2 separate regions of the Homo sapiens genome follow, and region 1 is linked to region 2. The links are chromatin contacts, found by Hi-C or POLR2A ChIA-PET in ENCODE. All regions are on one chromosome and are shown on one strand. Each heading gives the region's core, a stretch centred on a gene start or an enhancer-like site at or near the end of the contact. The rest is flanking DNA. Distances are from core to core; before and after follow the strand shown.

The links. Hi-C counts contacts between places; a loop is a spot of excess contacts on that map. ChIA-PET counts read pairs that join two places held with the same protein, here RNA polymerase II (POLR2A). Pooled maps may share reads with other maps.
Region 1: a loop to region 2 is called in a pooled map, with 2.5 times the contacts of the local background. The contact joins the enhancer-like site here to the promoter of TMOD3 in region 2. A Hi-C loop is called at or near these places in 4 of 50 pooled maps. POLR2A ChIA-PET finds 5 or more read pairs at or near these places in 2 of 52 experiments (MCF 10A and PC-9).

What each region holds. Positions count from the first base shown.
Region 1 is chr15:52,073,074-52,079,896 of GRCh38, reverse strand. All of the region lies in intron 1 of LOC112268150 (a long non-coding RNA gene), which reads left to right. Among named protein-coding and RNA genes, the nearest start is that of BCL2L10, 36 kb to the left of the region's middle. RefSeq lists an enhancer at 2,656-2,735. Within about 2 kb of position 2,781, at least 2 of the 41 ENCODE cell types and tissues checked have a DNase peak (open chromatin) inside an H3K27ac peak, as active enhancers do.
Region 2 is chr15:51,824,593-51,831,752 of GRCh38, reverse strand. It overlaps TMOD3 (tropomodulin 3), which reads right to left and starts at 2,100. Exons shown (of 10, transcript NM_014547.5): 1 at 1,917-2,100. RefSeq lists silencers at 1,541-1,820, 2,041-2,195.

The DNA.
Region 1 (6,823 bases), core at 1,532-4,031, 250 kb before region 2:
GTGAATGGTAAAATAAATCATGATATAACAAAAGGGTGGAATATTATATGCTCTTGTTGATTACATAGGTTTACAAATAATTTTTAAAGATGAAAAACAGCAGATTTATATAATCTTAAGTCATCTTCTCACAAATGCTTATTTAGTACCTACTGTGTGCTTCGAGCTATTCTAGGCATTTGGGGTGCATCATTGAACAAAACTGACAAGGATTCTGCCTTCTTGGTGCTTATATTGAGGGGCGATTGAGAGATGCACAGTAAACATGATACATAAGGAAACTGTATAGAGGGGAAAGGTGGTAAGTGTTGAAGAAAACAAAAGTAGAACAGGATAGGGAAGCTGGGGTGCCAAGGTGTTGGGGGAGGGCAGGCTTCAAGGCTTCAGGCTGAGTAAGGCGGGGGGTGTTCAAGGCCAGAGGGCTCAGCCACGGTCTGGAGGAGGCATGGCCTCAGCCGCCAAATTTATATTTTAACTTCTATGTTATGTATACCCATACGTAGATTTTTTACATATTTCATATATTTTCATAGAAAAGGGACTAGATAAAACACCAAAATGTCAACAGTGGCTGTCTGTGGAAGGTAGGGTTGTGGTAATTTTTTTTAATGGGATCTTTTTTATAATTTGCCTCACTTGCTAAATTTTATGACATGAATAGGCACAGTTTTATTATCAGTAATAAAGCACATGCATTATTACGTGTTTTTAAAAGCAGAGCGAATCTACTCTCTAATCTTAGGAAGAGTTTTCTGTCAGGGGCAACGTGTGGTTTGCAGGCAAGGAGCGGCACTTGACCTCTCTGAGGAGAAGGCGTTCTTCCACAAGGGGGCGCCTGGCTTTAGGGCAAGGAGGAGACTGAGCTCTGATTTTGGGAGTGGGGTTTTAGGGGAGGAGTGTGCCATGGGTACATCTTGGGTGTAGCTCCACCAGTGCGCCTAAGAACCACACTCAAAGTGGTTTGAAAGCTTTTGGCCCTCTAATGCCTGCCTCTTTGGTCACTGATAACATACAAGTCGATGTTCCCTGAACTCAGCCGGTAGAGTATAGGAGGTTTGCACTCCGTAAATGCAAGGAGGAAGAGTGTTCTCCTCGTCCTTGCAGGGAGTTCACATCCAACCAGAGAGACCAGACTCAGGGTTACCCATGTACGGTGCAAAGACCTGTGGGGCAAGGGAAGACCCCAGGGAGACCAATACATGCAGAAGCAAATGTGAGTCGGTGAGAGGTCCTCAGATGCTTGGAAGATGAGTGCATGCAGAGGGAAGGGACCTGGGGCAGGAGAGCAGATAGAGGTGGAGAGATGCCAAGGCCGGTTGTGTGGGGAGACATAGATAGTGCTGGGAAAAGCAATCAACCTGATGACACTGGGGATTTTGCAACCTAATGACCCCAAGGACTAAATTGCCAGGAATTGCACTCCTGGCCCAGGTCTCTTAGCAAACCTGACCTATGTGAACCCAAAGAGGAGTCCGTGGCTCACAGCCAGTTTGGCTTGCAAGTTTTCTGGTCTGAGGGAAGCTGGATGCATCCCCCACCTCCACTAACAAGGCTTGCTTCACTGCGTGCCTGGGAAAACCGGGGGACAGGCCCTGGCCAGAGGACTGCGAAACAAAGCTGGATAAGACATACCCCCAAGGGAAAATGTACCTTGTACCAACACAAGGTGCTATGGGGAGAGAGAAGAGAACCACCCAACCCAATCTGAGAGGTCAGGGAGGGCTTCCTGGAGGACATGGCACTTGAGCTAATCAGGAAGGACATTTGAGAGTTTTCAGAGAGGAAAGGGTTCCATGCAGAGGGGACACTACGGTAGCAAGAGAGAATGGGCCATCTATCCATGCAAGTAGCTCAGTATGTCTGGAGCCTGGGGTGAGTGTGTGGAAGTGATAAGAGATGATGCCGGGTCAGGCGCGGTGGCTCACACCTGTAATCTCAGCACTTTGGGAGGCCGAGGTGGGTGGATCACAAGGTCAGGAGATGGAGACCATCCTGGCTAACATGGTGAAACCCTGTCTCTACTAAAAATGGAAAAAATTAGCCGGGCGTGATGGCAGGTGCCTATAGTCCCAGCTACTCAGGAGTCTGAGGCAGGAGAATGGCGTGAACCCGGGAGGCGGAGCTGGCAGTGAGCTGAGACGGCGCCACTGCACTCCAGCCTGGGTGACAGAGCAAGACTCTGTCTCAAAAAAAAAAAGAAAAAAAAAAGATGATGCCAGAACGAAGGATACTCTATCTGAAAGGCACTGGGGAGTCTTAAAGGATGTTAAATAGTGGAGTTACCTGATCATGGACACGGAAGTTTGCTAAAGTCACCAATGATCTTTCTGTTGCCAAGTCCATTGTGTATCTTTTAGTCAGCTTCATATGTGAATTCTCTCAGCAGCATTTGATCCTGCTGGCCTCCCCCTCCAGGCTGAAGCACTTTTGTCTCTTGACTTCTGAGTCCTGTTCTCCTGATTTTCTGTCTACTTCTTTCATCACTTCTTCTTGGCTTCCCTTGCTGACTGTGCCTCCTGTCTCTGGCCTCTGACTGTTAGTGTCCTACAGGGGTCAGTCCTGGTTCCTTCTCACCATTCACTCTTGTTCTCAACCACCTCATTTCTTCCCATAGCTTCACATGCATCTATTACATGTGATCGTATCAGGGGAAGGGGAATACAGAATCAAGCTTGAAGGCCCTGTCTCCTGGGTGTCATGGCTGAGTGAGACATGTTCAGACTGAATCGTGAGCAGTTGTGGGATGAGTCAGGATGAGTTGTTCAGGGATAAGCAGAAACATGTATTAGAGGCTGACAAGTTGCTGATTAGTATAGTTGGTGCCCTGGATCTGAAAGAAAGCAGCATCCAGGACTCGCTGTTCCCAAGGGTAGAGGGGAGGGGTGGACACTGTAATATACATTAAAAAGCCAAGTCCAAGGTCTGAGAAGAACACGAAAGCAGGGAGGGGCAGGGAAGATGGGCAGGCGTGGCAGGGCAAGCGGACTCCAAAGTCCAGAGAGACACCAGAGTCAGGGACCCAGGACCACTGGATCCAGGGGATAGATTGAGGAGTGACTGCTAGTGGGGACAGGGTTTCTTTTAGGGGATATGAAAGTTTTCTGAGATCAGAGTGTGGTGATGGTTGCACAATCTTGTTAATATAGTAAAAAGCATGTCACTGTATACTTTAAGGGCAAATTGTATGGTATATGCATTATATCAAAATTAAGCTGCTAAATACATTTGAGGTGGGCCAGGCACAGTGGCTCATGCCTGTAATCCTAGCACTTTGGGAGGCCAAGGTGGGTGGATCACTTGAGGCCAGGAGTTTGAGACTAGGCTGGCCAACATGGTGAAACCGCATCTCTACCACGAATACAAAAATTAACCAGGTATGGTGGCACATGCCTGTAATCCCAGCTACTTGGAAGGCTGAGGCAGAAGAATCACTTGAACCCGGGAGGCAGAGGTTGCCATGAGCTGAGATCGTGGCACTGTACTCCAGCCTGGGTGACAGAGCCAGCCTCTGTCTCAAAAATAAATAATCTGAAGTGGATTACAGATATAAATCTACAACATTAAATATAGAAGACTAGTTCAATAATTTTGGTATGGGGAAGGCCATCCCAAGTATGGCTATATAAAAGACAATATTAACAGATTGAGCTACATTGAAACAAACAAAAAAAACTTTGTGAAAGACACAAGAAAAAATATTTATCATGGACTTTTGCAACCTGTGTGACATATTTAGAGAGGGTTCTTTAGAATCATTATGAGGCCGGGTGCGGTGGTTCAGCCTGTAATCCCAGCACTTTGGGAGGCCGAGGTGGGCAGATCACGAGGTCAGGAGTTCGAGACCAGCCTGGCCAACTAACATGGTGAAACCGTGTCTCTACTAAAACTACAAAAATTAGCCAGGCGTGGTGGTGTGTGCCTGCAGTCCCAGCTACTCGGGAGGCTGAGGCAGGAGAATCGCTTGCAGTGAGTCAAGATCGCGCCACTGCACTCCAGCCTGGGCGATAGAGTGAGACTCCATCTGGGGGGAAAATACATATATAAATATATATATATAATATAAATATATGTATATATAAAAATATATATATAATATAAATATATGTATATATAAAAAATATATATATATATTTAAAATATGAACTCCCTGATAATATGCAGCACTGGCCAGAGTGGGGAAAAGTGGGTACTTGGGTGGAGAAACAGACTGTGGATATAAATTGGTCCAGCCATTTAGAGGACAATTTGGTATCCAGGAGTGAAATGCACAACATTTCCGACGGGTGTGACACAGCCTGGGTCAGAAGCACCAGCTGACAATAACCCATCTGCTGCACTGGGGCAGACAGGCTAAAAGCCTGTGGGAGATCCACTGAAATGTTCAGCATAAACCAACTCTGTTCCAGAGTTTCTGCTTCTAAAAGCATATCCTCAGAAATGGCTCAAAGACACACAAAGAATGTTTATTACAGTGTTGCTTGTGATAGTAAACAATGTCCGCTCATAGGAAATTGGTTCTACAAATGATGATGCATCCTCATAATTACATACTCTACAGGCATTAGAAACAACAAAGTCAATTACTACCAACATAGAAAGATGCTTGAAATGTATTGTGAGAAAAGAAAGTTGCAGAACAGTAAGCAGAATAACCCAATTATAAGTACATATATGTTTGTATATACATTTGAAAAATTCTGGATAAATGTATAATAAACTATTAACGTTGGTTACCTGTGGAGATAGGGATATTTGGAGGGGAGAGAATATAGAGGGAGGGAAAAGAGGAAATTATTTTATGCATCTTTGAATGATTTTTACCTTTTGTATATGAAAAAATAAAGCAATTAGCTTGGAAGGAGTGGAGGGGAAGAGGAAAGACCCAAAATATTAATAGTAATTAACAGTGATCATACCCAGGTAATGGGATTCTGGGGAATTTTTCCCACTTCCTTACCTGCATTTTCTAGTTTCTCAACAATGAGCTTTTATTTCTTTTTCTTTTTTTTTCTTTTTTTTTTTTCTTTTGGAGACAGAATTTCACTGTAGTTGCCCAGGCTGGAATGCAGTGGCAAGATCTTGGCTCACTGCAACCTTCACCTCCCAGGTTCACACAATTCTCCTGCCTCAGCCTGCTGAGTAGCTGGAATTACAGGCACCCACCACCATGCCCGGCTAATTTTTATATTTTTTAGTAAAGACGGGTTTGCCATGTTCTCCAGGCTGGTCTCAAATTCCTGACCTCAGGTGATCCGCCTGCCTCGGCCTCCCAAAGTGCTGGGATTATAGGCATGAGCCACCACGCCCGGCCCACTTTCTTAAAAGTTAGAAATAAAACAATGTCCTCATGCTTTTCTGCTCAGCAGCTGGACAGATAAGGAAAGCCCTGGTGATGCAGGGGTGCAGGAGACAGATTCTAAATAGTGAAGCCATTTAGAAGATAGTGCTAAGGGAGTTGGTGATGGAAATATTTATAAAAATGAAACACCCTAAGTCACATATTTAGTATCATGTTAGTGTCCTTGTTAAGTCCTCTCTGAGACATCATAACATCAAACTTTAATGTATATTTTGTGAAACATGGACTTGAACCTCTATAGTTCTTTTATGCTAATTGGTCATTATGAACAATAGAACCCAAATGACATCTGAATGCAGATGGTACATAAATTAACATTTGTTAGAAGTCTTAGAACCCCGTTGTCTTTTCTCCTGTTGAGCATGATGGTAGCTAAATCAAGGACTCAGGCAGGTTCTTTGTCTTAAAGCAGTATGTACAAGAATGTTGATTCCAACATTCTCATTTTTGAAAAACAATCCTTTAATATCTGCAAAGTGTATATGTGTGTGCATGTGTGTATATACATACACATATGTATAAAATAGGAGCACTGTGTTAGGATAAATATGATTACCTGGCATGTATGGTGGGGTTTTCTGATAGTGAGGGAAGTAGTAGGCCGGTCATGATAGCTCATGCCTGTAATCTCAGCACTGTGGGAGGTCATGGCCAAGGTGGATCACCTGAGGTCAGGAGTTCAAGACCAACCTGACCAACATGGCGAAACTCCATCTCTACTAAAACTACAAAAATTAGCCAGATGTGGTGGCAGGCACCTGTGGTCCCAGCTACTTGGGAGGCTGAGGTGGGAGGATGACTTGAGCCTGGGAGGCGGAGGTTGCAATGAGCCAAGATTGTGCCACTGCACTCCAGCCTGGGCAACAAAGTGAGACTCCATCTCAAAAAAAAAAAAAAAAAATAGATTTAGCACATCTTTGAGGTTTTATGTTATGATTTGCAGGTCTTGTTCTAGGTGTTGAGGTCCATCAGTGAACAACTCTGACAAAGATTCCTACCCTCATGGAGCTTACGTTCTAGAAGATAATAAACCATGAACAGAATATAGTTGGTAAATCATAAATTACCCAACTGTGATGTATAAAGAAATTAGCCAGGCACAGTGGCTCACGCCTGTAATCCCAGCACTTTGGGAGGCCGAAGCGGGCGAATCACATGGTCAGGAGATCAAGACCATCCTGGCTAAACGGTGAAACCCCGTTTCTACTAAAACTACAAAAACTTAGCCGGGCGTGGTGGCGGGTGCCTGTAGTCCCAACTACTCAGGAGGCTAAGGCAGGAGAATGGCGTGAACCCGTGAGGGAACCCGGGAGTGCAGTGAGCCAAGATCACACCACTACTGCACTCCAGCCTGGGTGACAGAGCGAGACTCCGTCTCAAAAAAAAATAAGTAGTGCCAGGCACAGTGGCTCATATCTGTAATCCCAGCACTTGGAGGAATGCTTAAGACTAGGAGTTTGAGAC
Region 2 (7,160 bases), core at 851-3,350:
AAAAAGCAAAGAGAAAAAAGAAAAACTAGCAAAGAGAAAGGAAAAGGAAAGAAGGAGAAAAACTTATGATGACAATTGTTCTTGTTAGAGTTCATAGGACTACAGTATTTTAAAAAACTGAGAGTTGAAAAAGCCATCAATTATGTATCTAATATCAGTTATCAGTACCAGTATTTAAATTGCTATTAAAAACACCTGAAAATACCTCTAAAATTACCTCCCCACACTTGACATTCAAAGTATGGTCTCTGACAGCATCACCCATCAGACATACAGACTTTGGACTCTACTTCAAACCTAGAATATCCTGAATGAATTATGCATGCTAAAGTGTTTGAAAAGACTGCCCTCCACCATTCAGGGCCTTTCTGTTGTACCAAACCTGTTTTGTTTCAATGGGCCAGTAATTAAGACACGAAAAATCTTTGAATGGGATTTGACCTGTACCTATTTAATTTCAGATGAAGTTATTAATTACAATGTAGGTTGGCATATTGGATATACCACAAAATTTAGGAATTAATCATAAAAAATATGATTAAATAAAATTGAGCAGTAGGTCTACAGCATTCTCAAGAACTCATGTTTGCTCTTTCTCATGTCTATCATAGGACTTGGAATGCATATCGCCAGTGTTTCCTGAATGAGCAAAATAAATGAACTTTTAAAAACGAGAGATATTTAGGGGCAGAATAATCTTGGGGGTCATCTGGTCCAACAACCTAATTTTAAAGATCAGCAAACTACAATTTCTGAGAGTTGCAAAAGCAAAGAAAGCTCAAAGAATTAAAATATATTGGGACATTTTAATTCGTTTTGTTCCTTTCGTAGGAATGTGTAAGAAAGGGGACTGTAACTATTATGATTGCTGACTCTTAAAGGTGAAAAGGTGCCTAGGAAGAAGAAACTAGCAAGAGTAAATGAGACTTGGCAAAGCTATTTTTCCAAGCCTAATATATTTTTGACGGGCCAATTAATCAATTTAATCTGCCAAAAAAATTAATCTGAAGGTTTCTCAGAAAAGGAGAGGAGACATGAGCTGCATGAAAATGTTACAAACCAAGGGAGGCTGCACATAACTAACTTAAATCTCCACAGGCTTATTTCCTGTTGAAGTATGGCCTCCTGGGGTAAGTTTTACTGCAGTGTTCATTGCCAGATGACTTTTGGTTTTAACAGAGGCCAAGGGCAAGTTGGAAATGCGATTCTTAACTAAACATTAAAAAGAAAAAAAGAAACTGTGGCTGTTTCCCATTTCTGTTTGTAATCAGAATGCAGGCTTGCGGAGGAAACACACCATCCCCCGCAAGCAAAAATATAACGACACAGTCACGTCCTCAAAACAAACTAACACACAAACTTCCCAGCCGGATCCAGCTGTGCTGCCTGGGAGCTAGGAACTTAATTCTAAGAGCAGACAGATCAAACCGGTGAATGCAAGGGCAGCCACATTTCAATCACAAAAAGGGTGTGCCCTAAGTTTTGGCTCCCCCACTCCGCCGCCCCACTTTCAACAAGCCGAAGCCTTTGAAGGAGGCTCGGTGCCATCTCGGTGTGATCGCGTCCCGGCGACGCTGGGTAGGGTGCAGGGAGCCAGCTCGGCCGCGGCTCAGCGGGAGGGGAGGGGGCCGGTCCCGAACCCGGGCGCCCGGGCCGCGGGTGATTCACTGGGAACGCCAGGTTCGCGCGCCTAGACCGGCGGGCGACGCCCAGCGCGCCCCACGTCCCCCGCCCGGGCCGTTCGCGCAGAAGCAGCCCCCGCGCACCCCTGCTCCCCGAGACGGACCCGTCGGGAAGGAGCCTGGAGTCGGGCGGCCGGCGGGCAGCAACCTCTCCCTCCTCAGCCACCATGGCCGGTGCGACTCCCTACCCGCGCCCGCAGACGGACTTCCTGGAAAGCACCGGGCTGGGCTTACCTGACTGGCGCCCGCAGGGGCCGCCGACCTCTTCACAGACCCACGGAAACTGCCGGCCGCAAGCCGAGGCTCGGTTCCCAGCACCCGCCGGTCCGCCCGCGTCGGCCTCCCAAAGAGTTGCCAGACCCACCCGCCAGCAGCTCCCTCACTCGACCGCCCTGTAGGTGCGGTGGGTTCCTCCTTCGCCTCCGACGCGCGTGCGCACTCCCGTGCCGCGGGGCATCCTGGGAGTTGTAGTTCTAGCAAGAAGGGCGAGGCTCAACGCTGACCCTGGTCTTTACAATGGGCAGAACGTAGGAAGGGGACTGCGAATACCAACCCTTATCCCAGTCTAAGATAATGTTCTCTACCCGTGGAAGTACCTACTATGGACTTCCCCGAAGCTGGAAATAGTATCTAGAGGCTCTTTGGTATAGATTTCCTTTTTACTTTGACCTTTTGTAAAGAAGCGCACATGGCAGGGCTTGCATTGTAGCCTTGGTTGTTAATGCGAGGACATGACATTGGGGCCTTTAAACTGGTCATGACAGAGTTATAGAAAAGTAAAGGAATAAAATCTAAAGCCCAAGAGAGGCATAAATCATGCGAATGTCACCTCCAGGGTGTGGTGACCTTAGTGGTTTTCTTAGGTATGCGTTTCGGGGATGATGTAGCTATTGCAGGGCAGTTTCTGCCCATCCTATCTTCCCTTTCCATCTTCAAGCTCTACACCAGGCGGTGGGGCTGGCTGCTGTAGTGGGAGAAAAAACAGAATAGGCTGCTCAAGGGGGGGATTGGGGCAGATGGGTAGTCTAGAGGGAAGAGGAAGAGTGTGGGAATCTCTCAGAGGACTGTTTGACAGTGGCCTATGTAATGGCTACCTTTTGTGCGAGGCTCTGAGGAGAGGGAACTGCGACATTTTTCCATTTATTCATTTAGTCACTTACTGGGAATTTTCCTGGCCTGCTCTTCAGGAGTAGACCATCCCCAGGAATAATGCTAAACTTTGACACACCTTTCAAAAATGCAGCCAAAGAAGTGGACTGACGTGCCTGCTTGAGGTACATTCCAGCTACACCCAGTGTGCGAGCCACTTCATGGTTTAAACCTCTCCTGGCATCTACTTCTTCCCCTCAGAGGAGGGAGGACCCTAGGTTAGATAAACATCCTGGAATTTCATGCAACTGGCACCCACTAATTTCAGCAATGGAGATCACTGATGGTTTAGGTTTTTAAGGGAAAAAAACCCTTCTTTTTTTTTTTCCAAGACAGAGTCTTGTTCTGCCGCCCAGGCTAAAGTGCAGTGGTGTGATCTCGGCTCACTGCAACCTCTGCCTCCCAGGTTTAAGTGATTCTCTTGTCTCAGCCTCCCAAGTAGCTGGGATTACAGGCACGTGCCACCACACCCAGCTAATTTTTGTAGTCCTAGTAGAGATGGGTTTTCACCATGTTGGCCATTCTGGTCTTGAACTCTTGACCTCATGATCTGCCCACCTTGGCCTCCCAAAGTGCTGGGATTACAGGCGTGAGCCACCGTGCTTGGCCAGGAAAAAACCCTTCTCAATTGCAAATACTTAGAGGACAGTCAACACTCAATCTTGTGGCCATTGCATTTTATTTTCTATACCATCTTTGGGTCAATCTCTTGGAGATAACAGCTTTCTGAGAGCAATTTCCTACAGAATTCAGGTTCATAAGAATGTTTATACTTATAATACATACCAACCACTGGGCCAGCACTTCATTTGTAATATCTCATCTAATCCTCAAAACTAATCTAGTCCTCAAAACTCTATAAAGAATAAACTGGTATCCTCCATTTCTATAGATAAGAAAATGAAGACTCAGAAAAGTTAAGTAATTTGTATAAGGTCCCAGAGCCAGTAATTGGAGATCCAGAGATGAGACACAGTTCTCTTGAGTCAAATTCTAATGTGATTTCCACTGCTGATCAGACTGATGTGTCTCCTAAATCTCATCAATTTTTTTTTTTTTGAGACAATCTCATTCTGTCACCCAGGCTGTAGTGAAGTGGTGCTATCATGGCTCGCTGCAGCCGTGACCTCCTGGGCTCAAGCAATCCTCCAACCTCAGCCTCCTGAGTAGCCTGAGCAGCTGGGACTACAAGCATATGCCACCACACCCAACTAATTTTTTTAATTTTTTTTTTTTTGTAGAGACAGGGTCTCCCTATGTTGCCCAGGCTGGTCTTGAACTCCTGGGCTCAAGGGACCCTCCCACCGTGGCCTCCCAAAGTACTGAAATTATAGACATGCAACACCATACCCAGCTGATATGGTTTATTTTAAGAAGGACTTTCCTCTGCAATATGGCTTCTTTTGCTTTGGTCAGAGAGACTTTTTAATTCAGTGTCTGACTGACTTAATCTATTACACTTTTCCTCTCTCACCTTCCAATATGGGCTGTTAGGCATATATTAAATATATTTTCGCTATTCATTTCAAATTTTTCCTAACGAATGTATACATCTTATTTTAGTTCCTTTTTCTAAAATAATGCAGTTTGATGGTGGATTTTTTCCTTTCTTCAGGCATACATTATCATATTTTTATCACAAAGCTTATAAACATGAATCTCTTAAATCCGTGTACATTAAATACCACATATGGGGCCAGAGATGTTAAGAGTAATACCTTAGTATTGGATAGCACTGAAGAGGTAGAACCTTCCTCACTTCTTCCACTCCTTTGCTATAACACATTCGCTATATTAGCAGCCAGAATGACTTTTTTTTTTTTGAGACGGAGTCTCTGTCTGTCGCCCAGGCTGGAGTGCAGTGGCGTGATCTCTGCTCACTGCAACCTCTGCCTCCGGGGTTCAAGCAATTCTGCCTGCCTCAGCCTCCCTAGTAGCTGAGATTACAGGCCCCCCACCCCACCACACCCAGCTAATTTTTGTATTTTTTTAGTAGAGACGGGGTTTCGCCATGTTGACTAGGCTGGTCTTGAACTCCTGACCTCAGGTGATCTGCCCACTTTGGTCTCCCAAAGTGCTGGGATTACACGCGTGAGCTACCACTCCCAGCCCAGAATGATCTTTTAAAAACAAATCAGATCATATCACCATCTTGCTCCAAACCGTTCATGGCTTCCATCACATTTAGAATAAAATCCATAATTAACACCTCTACAAATCTGTATATGATTGTTTTGTTTCCTACCACATATTCTCTCTGATACTGCTCTAGTCATACTGGCCTCCCTGAGGTTTCTTAATCCTGCCAAGTTTCTCCCCATCTCAGAGTCTTTATGCTGTGCAGGAGAATGATTTTCCTCCCAGATGCTTCTAGCTCATGCCCTCATTTTAATGAAGGTTCTGCTCACATGTTACCTCTGAAAGTCTTCCTCTTACCACCTTACCCTGCCATTCTCTCCTTTCTTTACTTGTCGTCATAGCACTTTTACCACATAGCTTCATATTGCTTGTTTCCTTAGTGGAAGCTCAACAAGCTTTGCTTTGTTTACTCCTCCATCCCTAGCATCTACAATACTGCCTGCACACAGAAAGTATTCAATAAATATTTGTAAATAAATGAATGTTGGGTTCTTCCCTCTCTCTCCTACTCTCCTCTTGGGACACAGACCCAGAAGGTTCACCTGTAAATGCCAGCCAGTGACCTGATTTGGATGTAAACACCAGCTGCAAGAGGGTTGACTACACAGGAGAATAAGATCCTGTGAAAGTCCTGAAATAGAGACAGAGCTCTCTTTTAAAAAGGCTATAATTTAGGGTTGCCACTATTCCCTTAGAGTTGGAAACATAATTCTTGGAGGAAAACAAACAGGAAAAACATGGAAATTAGATTTACATAAATAAGTGAAAAGGTAAGTCCACTAAATACCTGTGGTAGATTGAAATATTGTTCCCACATATTTGCTCTCCTTTAGAGGAATAGACAGGCTTGCCCACTACTATGTGACTTCCAGTGCTGCCCCGCAGGCATTCCAGGCTTGGCTATGATCCCATGATGGGATTTTCCTCCTCTCTTCGGTTAAATGTCATATTGTAATCACAAAGTTTAGAAACATGAATCTTGCTTTGGTCAATAAAATATAAGTGGAAGGGACAATCCGACAGTTCTGGGTGGAAGCTTTAAGAGTCACTGCCTTTCTCTACTAGTGTGCCTGCTCTTTCCCTCCACCAAGAGAGACAAGTTCTGAATAGAGGCTGGTCCTTCTGCCTGGGTTCTAGAATAAGAAATTACATGGATCAGAGCCTCAGCCACTAGCTGACATAATATATAATGTGAGCGAAGGGGAAACTGAGGTTTAGGTTCGTTTGTTACTATAGACTTACTTAGCAAAAGCTGACTACTATAGTGCCTAATCAAAGAAACATGATGATCTGAACTAGAAGTGGTATGGCACCCCCAACCGTCTGCATTTAACCCACTTCAAGTAATGGAAAACTGTTGAAGTTCAACAGGCTAACACACTACAGAGAACAAATCTGAGGCCTTCAGGTAAAATATTTGAACAAGGGACAGAGTATGGTTCCCATTAGTGTTCAGGGTTTGGTTAGAGTGAAAGTGATTGATAAAATGACACTTCAACTCTACTTTATGTGTTAATATTACAAGCTCTAATTAGTGTTATCTCTAAACTTCCAGCCAGAATAACTCAGAAAGCATGTCACACTGAATCATCGTATGCTAATTAATAACAGCAGCACTTTTCTTGTTATCAAAGAGTTCCTTTAGGAAATAGTTACTTTGGTATATGTAAGCATATTTTGTGTGTATGTAAAAACGTGTATTTATAGGAGAGCTGAGAAAAACTAAAGACAAAAATTTGAAATGAAAAGGGAAGGATTTCATTATGGAAGCTTGGAGGTAGGAATCCTATGGAAGCAGTGGGAGGTAGCAATCACAGAAGACAAACATCATGGCTGGGTACATACCGGTTTTTTTTTTTTTTTTTTTTTTGAGATGGAGTCTCTCTCTGTCACCCAGGCTGGAGTGCAGTGGCGTGATCTTGGCTCACTGCAAGCTCCACCTCCCGGGTTCACACCATTCTCCTGCCTCAGCCTCCCAAGTAGCTGGGATTCCAGGTGTGCACAACCATGCCTGGCTAATTTTTGTATTTTTAGTAGAGACGGGGTTTCACCATGTTGGCCAGGCTGGTCTCAAACTCGTGACCTCAGGTGATCTGCCTTCCTTGACCTCCCAAAGTGCTGGGATTACAGGCATGAGCCACCACGCCTGTGTGCATACAGTTTTACAGGAAAGATTCAAGCACACTTTTT